Regions from separate parts of the Homo sapiens genome. Here region 1 is linked to region 2. Evidence: read pairs that join two places in POLR2A ChIA-PET (ENCODE). Cell type or tissue: OCI-LY7. All regions are shown on one strand. Each heading gives the region's core, and the rest is flanking DNA. Links, peaks and the distances in the headings are about the cores only. Region 1 holds the start of TMEM248 (transmembrane protein 248). Region 2 has its middle 33 kb from the start of LINC00174.

What was found. Peaks named below come from ENCODE experiments on the same cell type or tissue, not always from the same donor. Only the 100,000 strongest peaks of a DNase experiment are listed, where the experiment ranks them.
Region 1: POLR2A ChIA-PET joins it to region 2 with 9 read pairs; 3 of 35 experiments call an interaction of 5 or more read pairs at or near these places.

What each region holds. Positions count from the first base shown.
Region 1 is chr7:66,919,941-66,922,858 of GRCh38, forward strand. It overlaps TMEM248 (transmembrane protein 248), which reads left to right and starts at 1,285. Exons shown (of 7, transcript NM_017994.5): 1 at 1,285-1,521. RefSeq lists a silencer at 1,327-1,576. In OCI-LY7, for the core only: no CTCF peak of the experiment used is centred there; DNase peaks (open chromatin) are centred at 1,201 and 2,181; H3K4me3 peaks cover 2,500 bases; H3K27ac peaks cover 2,301 bases.
Region 2 is chr7:66,431,761-66,434,678 of GRCh38, forward strand. It overlaps the pseudogene RABGEF1P2, the pseudogene LOC124901855 and the pseudogene GRPEL1P1. Among named protein-coding and RNA genes, the nearest start is that of LINC00174, 33 kb to the left of the region's middle. In OCI-LY7, for the core only: no CTCF peak of the experiment used is centred there; no DNase peak of the experiment used is centred there.

The DNA.
Region 1 (2,918 bases), core at 153-2,652, 490 kb after region 2:
TGTCTCAAAAGCAAGAACAACAAAACTTTATTACCTTTAAAGCACCCTGTACTCCTCCCCCATCCCATTCCCCTAACACTTAACATGAAGTTTATACATCTTTTTCTCATGCTTCATGTCAGTTCAAACAATTATGTATGCATCTCTAAACAATATGTTATGAACTTGCCTGTTTTGAATTTTACATAATGGAAATATGTAGCAGTGTACCATTTTGTGATTTGGTCCCTGCCAATATAGTCTGCAATTGACTACCATAATTGTGTGAGCTGTATTAAATAATTTTCACTGGTCTTTTGTACCCGATTAAACACGAAGATGGGCCAGGCGTGGCAGCTCACACCTGTAATCCCAGATCCTCCCGAGGTGGGAGGATCACTTGGGTCCAGTAGTTCGAGACCAGCTTGAGTAACATAGGGAGACCCTGTCTCTACAAAAACAAACCAAACCATGAATATATCAAAGTTGGTTTTTACATTTGACTGTATGGACATCTGCTTTTTCTCCCCAATTTTTAGTGAGTCATACTGCTGCTAAAAACATTGGTGTTGCTATGAGCATTATTTTGTCTACTTGTGCATAGGTGCAACTGTTTCTCCAGGGTAATATATTCTCAAGAGAGGATGTGTATATCTTTAAGTGTACTGCATAATGCCAAATTACTTTGCAAAGTGATTGTACAAAATTATACTTTAAAAATTTTCATTTTCATTTTATTTTATTTATAAATAGAGTCAGAGACTCCCTATGTTACCCAGGCTGGTCTGGAACTCCAGGACTCAAGCGATCCTCCTGCCTTGGCCTCCCAAAGTGCTGAGATTACAGGCCTGAGCCACCGCGCCTGGTCCAAAATTACATGTTTATCAGCAGTGATTAATATACAAGCACATCAACAGACACACGCATAGCACACACATGAGCATGCACACGTGTGCGCACTCCCTACACATCTACGCATGCACACACCCATACCATCACACACCACACACGCGCACACAGATGCACATACATGCACTCACTGCACACACCGTTGTACACGATGCACACTACAAGCCACATACACGCACTACGCACACACGCACACGCACAACACCAGACCGGCACACAGACCCATAAACGTCCATCACGCACTCCACGCACGTCCGCATGCACGCTACCCGTCCCGGAAGCGTGGTCTCCGCCGCCTGCCTCTGACGAAGCTTGTCCCGGCCGCGCCACCGTCGGACGCCCGGGGTCGGAGGTCACGGCGGCGTTGGAGGTGGCGTGGTTTTTTTTTTTTTTTTCACCCGGAAACCGCGGTTGCCGGAGCCCGAACTGAGGCGGCGGCGGGAGCCCGGTTGGCGTCTGGTCTTCGCGTCGGCCCCGCGGAGCCAGACGCTGCCCCCGGCGCGGGGAGAAGATGGTGCCTAGCGGCCTCGGGCCCGCCACGCGCCGCCACGAGTGAGCCCAGCGCGACCGCGGGCGTCCGCCGAGCAGCTGGCCCGGCTGGGCCCGGGGCGCGCAGCTGCCCGCCGGGGCGGGGTGAGCCGGGGCTGGAGGGCGGGCTGGGGTCGGGCCCAGTCGGGGCTGCCCGCGGGGCCGGGAGCGGGGAGCGTGCTGGTCGGGAGCGGCTCCTCCGCCGGCTTTTTTCACCGCTTCTCAGGGTGCAGACCCCGCCCCAACTGCTGGCGGGGGTCGCCCAGCATCGGCCGACCTCGGCCTGGTCCCCCCACACTGGGGTTTGCCCACTCGCGTCCCCCGAGCCAGGGTTCCCTGCCGGCCTTGGAGATGGCGGGACTTCCCACGTCTGGAGCCGAGGCCTGGATAATTCGGATTTGGCACGGGAAACATCTTGGTCGTTTGCCATTTTTCGGCTTTGGGGAGTGTTTGCGTTTCTTCTCCGTTTGGCAGTGAAACACATCTCAGAAAGGTGGGAGGGAGAGACTCACGTACGTCCACAAAGTTAAATGGCATAGTGGTGTTCCCTGTGTCAAGCTTGGTAAATATCCGGAATGGGGTGGATTCTTTCTTCATGTTTTTAATAAAATGAGGAGTGATCGCAAGGTAATCTAGAGGCATGTAGTTTCAGTTCCCTTGATGGGGACCATCAGAAATAAAACCAGGCTTGTTGTGCTGTTTTGAGTCGTTTGAACGCCGTACCCATCGGACAGCTGGTGAGGAGGCCTTTGTGGAAGAATCTGATGTCTGAGTTTAGTTCTCAACTAGCAGGTGACAGCCCTCACTGGCTGATGAATGGTGAGCTTCTCTGAAGCCTGCTTTGTAAAGATTGTGGCTTCCGCCTGAACTGCTTCTTTCCTGCCTCAAAGGTGAGCCGCTACGGGAGGGAATGGGAAGAAAAACTCCGAGACTGCTGATGAATATGTGATAAAGTGGTTTGTCTCGATAGCACCATCAGCTTGGGTCAGCTTAGGGTCTCAGCATGTGTATCTCATTTGTAGATGAGTGTTCCATCAGCGCTTGACCGATAAGGGTGTCCATCTACTTCCTCTTTTCATCTAGGGATTCTGACAGGAAATAGACCTGTCGCGCACCTAAGGTATACTTAGGTGTGCATTGACCCTAAGTGCATTTACTCTCTAGGATTAAGGATTTGGAGTTTCAACTTGTAGTGAAGATTCTGGGAGAATTCCTGTGGCCTGAATCAGGTGGACTGGAATCACTGCTAGCACCGGAGTCTCAATGCTAAAATCACCAAAGGCTAGTTAACTGGCACCTTCTCCGTTTAGGCTCTAGCTGCATCTGTGGCAAGGAGGAAAGGTAGATTATATATATATATGTTTTTGAGACAGAGTCTCACTCTTGTCGCCCAGGCTGGAGTGCAGTGGTGCGATCTCTGCTCACTGCAACCTCTGCCTCCCAGGTCCAAGCAATCCTCCTGCCTCAGCCTCCCTAGTAGCTGGGATTACAGGTGCCCGCCA
Region 2 (2,918 bases), core at 237-2,736:
TCATTATGATGTTAGCTGGTTATTTTGCTCGTTAGTTGATGCAGTTTGATGAGTTCATGTCCTTTGTAGGGACATGGATGAAATTGGAAATCATCATTCTCAGTAAACTATCGCAAGAACAAAAAACCAAACACTGCATATTCTCACTCATAGGTGGGAATTGAACAATGAGATCACATGGACACAGGAAGGGGAACATCACACTCTGGGGACTGTTGTGGGGTGGGGGGAGGGGGGAGGGATAGCATTGGGAGATATACCTAATGCTAGATGACAAGTTAGTGGGTGCAGCGCACCAGCATGGCACATGTATACATATGTAACTAACCTGCACAATGTGCACATGTACCCTAAAACTTAAAGTATAATAATAAAAGAAAAAAAAACTTAAAAAAAAAAAAGATGAAAGCAAACAAATTCTTCAGGTGAAATTCTGACACCAAAATCAAAAATTTCTCCCAATGGTTCTCACAAGGATGTCACAGTAGAAGAACATGAATAAGGCTGAGAACAAACCCCCAGGACTGGCTGTCACAGACCTCATCTACACAGGCCACTGACCTCACACGCCAAGCACCGATACATCCTGTGGAAGCCTGCAGCAGTCGACCATCTGGCTTAACTCTAAAAGGAAGGCAGGACACTGGGGGTCAGGGGCAGTCACCTCATTCCCTCAGTGAAAATGGCCAAGCACTCAAGCACACATGTGATCATGGTGATCACAAGTCATGGGATCACCTTGACTGCAGCCCTAATCACTGTCAACTAGTTACCCATATACATGCCATTTGGTTGAATTAAAATTGATCCCTCAACTATAAAAGCCTAGGTGCTACCTTTAGTAAAGTTTAGATATTTCACTATATGAAGCTCTTATTTATATTCATGACTTCCCATGTTTTATTTTTTATTGCACAGATTTTTAAAAAGTTAATACTATTAAGCCTTTTATCTGGTCATTAAAAACAATTCTTTTGGCTGGGTGCAGTGGCTCACGCCTGTAATCCCAGCACTTTGGGAGGCCGAGGCGGACGGATCACCTTAGGTCAGGAGTTCAAGACCAGCCTGGCCAACATGGCAAAACCCGTCTCTACTAAAAATACAAAAATTAGCTGGGCATGCTACTGCACACCTGTAATCCAGATACTTGGGAGGCTGAGGCAGGAGAATTGCTTGAACCCGGGAGGTGGAGGTTGCAGTCAGCCAAGATCATGCCATTGCACTCCAGCCTGGGCGGCAGAGCAACACTCTGTCTCAAAAACAAACAAATTTCTTGTAAGTTTTTAATTTTATTTCTCTTTTTTTTTTTTTTTAATATATAGAAACAAGGTCTCACTATGTTGCCCAGTCTCGTCTCAAACTCCTGGGCTTAAGTGATCCTCCTGCCTTGACCTCTAAAAGTGCTAGGATTACAGGTGTGAGCCACCGTGCCCAGGTAAAACAATTTTTTGATGGTTCAATTTTTGCTCCTCTCTACAGCTGAAATACGTATCCTAAGGTACCGTTCATATATTTTTTTCTTTTTTTTTTTTCCCCGAGATGGAGTCTCGCTCTCTCACACAGGCTGCAGTGGTGTGATCTCATTGTAACCTCTGCCTCCCTGGTTCAAGCGATTCTCCTGCCTCAGCCTCCCAAGTAGCTGGAATTACAAGCATGAACCACCACGCCCAAGCTAATATTTTATTTTTTTATTTTTTTGAGACAGTCTTGCTCTCTTGCTCAGGCTGGAGTGCAATGGTGTGATCTTGGCTCAGTGCAACCTCCACCTCCGGGTTCAAGTGATTCTCCTGCCTCAGCCTCCTGAGTAGCTAGGATTACAGGCACCTGCTACAACGCTCAGATAATTTTTGTATTTTTAGTAGTGATGGAGTTTCCCCATGTTGACCAGGCTGGTCTCAAACTCCAGTTTTTGTATTTTTAGTAGTGATGGAGTTTCCCCATGTTGACCAGGCTGGTCTGAAACTCCTAGCCTCTACTCATCTGGCTGCCTTGGCCTCCCAAAGTGATGGGATTATAGGCATGAGCCACCATACCCAGCTCATATCCTAATCTACTTTCTTCTCAATTTTTTCATGTTTAGCTCTTTGATTTGGCTGGAATGTAAGGTGCATGGTATGAAACAGAACTAAAACTCTATACAAGTGTATCTGTCATCACCATCAGCAGTTAGTAAAGCACAACCTTGTTCCCCCTCGTCCTCCAGGTGTCATGTAACTTGCTCCTGAGAAATTAAATCTATTTCTGAAATCTCTGGCTGATTTCACTGTTCCGTATTTTCATTTTTTACCCAAATCTCATCTAGGTGTGATGACTTTCATTTTAGAATATATTAAAAACTCTGCTGGATTTGGAAACATCCCCGCTTCACAAATTCTTGCTTTTTACCCCCTCACACAAAAAAAAAACATATGGTATATTTGTTTCCCTCTTTTTCTATAATAAATAATGTAACACAGTGATTCAAATGATATTTTAAGTGTTTATACTGACCTGCAAAGTATTTTTTTTTTTTTGAGACGGAGTCTCACTCTGTTGCCCAGGCTGGAGTGCGGTGGTGCAAACTTGGCTCACTGAAACCTCCGCCTCCCAGGTTAAAGCAATTCCCCTGCCTCAGTCTCCGAGTAGCTGGGACTACAGGCGTACGCCACCACGCCTGGCTAATTTTTGTATTTTTAGTAGACACAGAGTTTCGCCATGTGGGCCAGGCTGGTCTGTAACTCTTGACCTCAAGTGATCCACCTGCCTCAGCCTCCCAAAGCACTGGGAGTGTGATGACTAGGTTTTCACACTGGGTTTTCATGTGTGAGATATGCCTTGCTCAAACCTTGTTACAGCACTGGCACATTGCCTGTCGGATGTGAAGAAAGACAAAAAAAAGACCCTCATGCACATAACGGTGGAACTTGGCTCTGACAGGG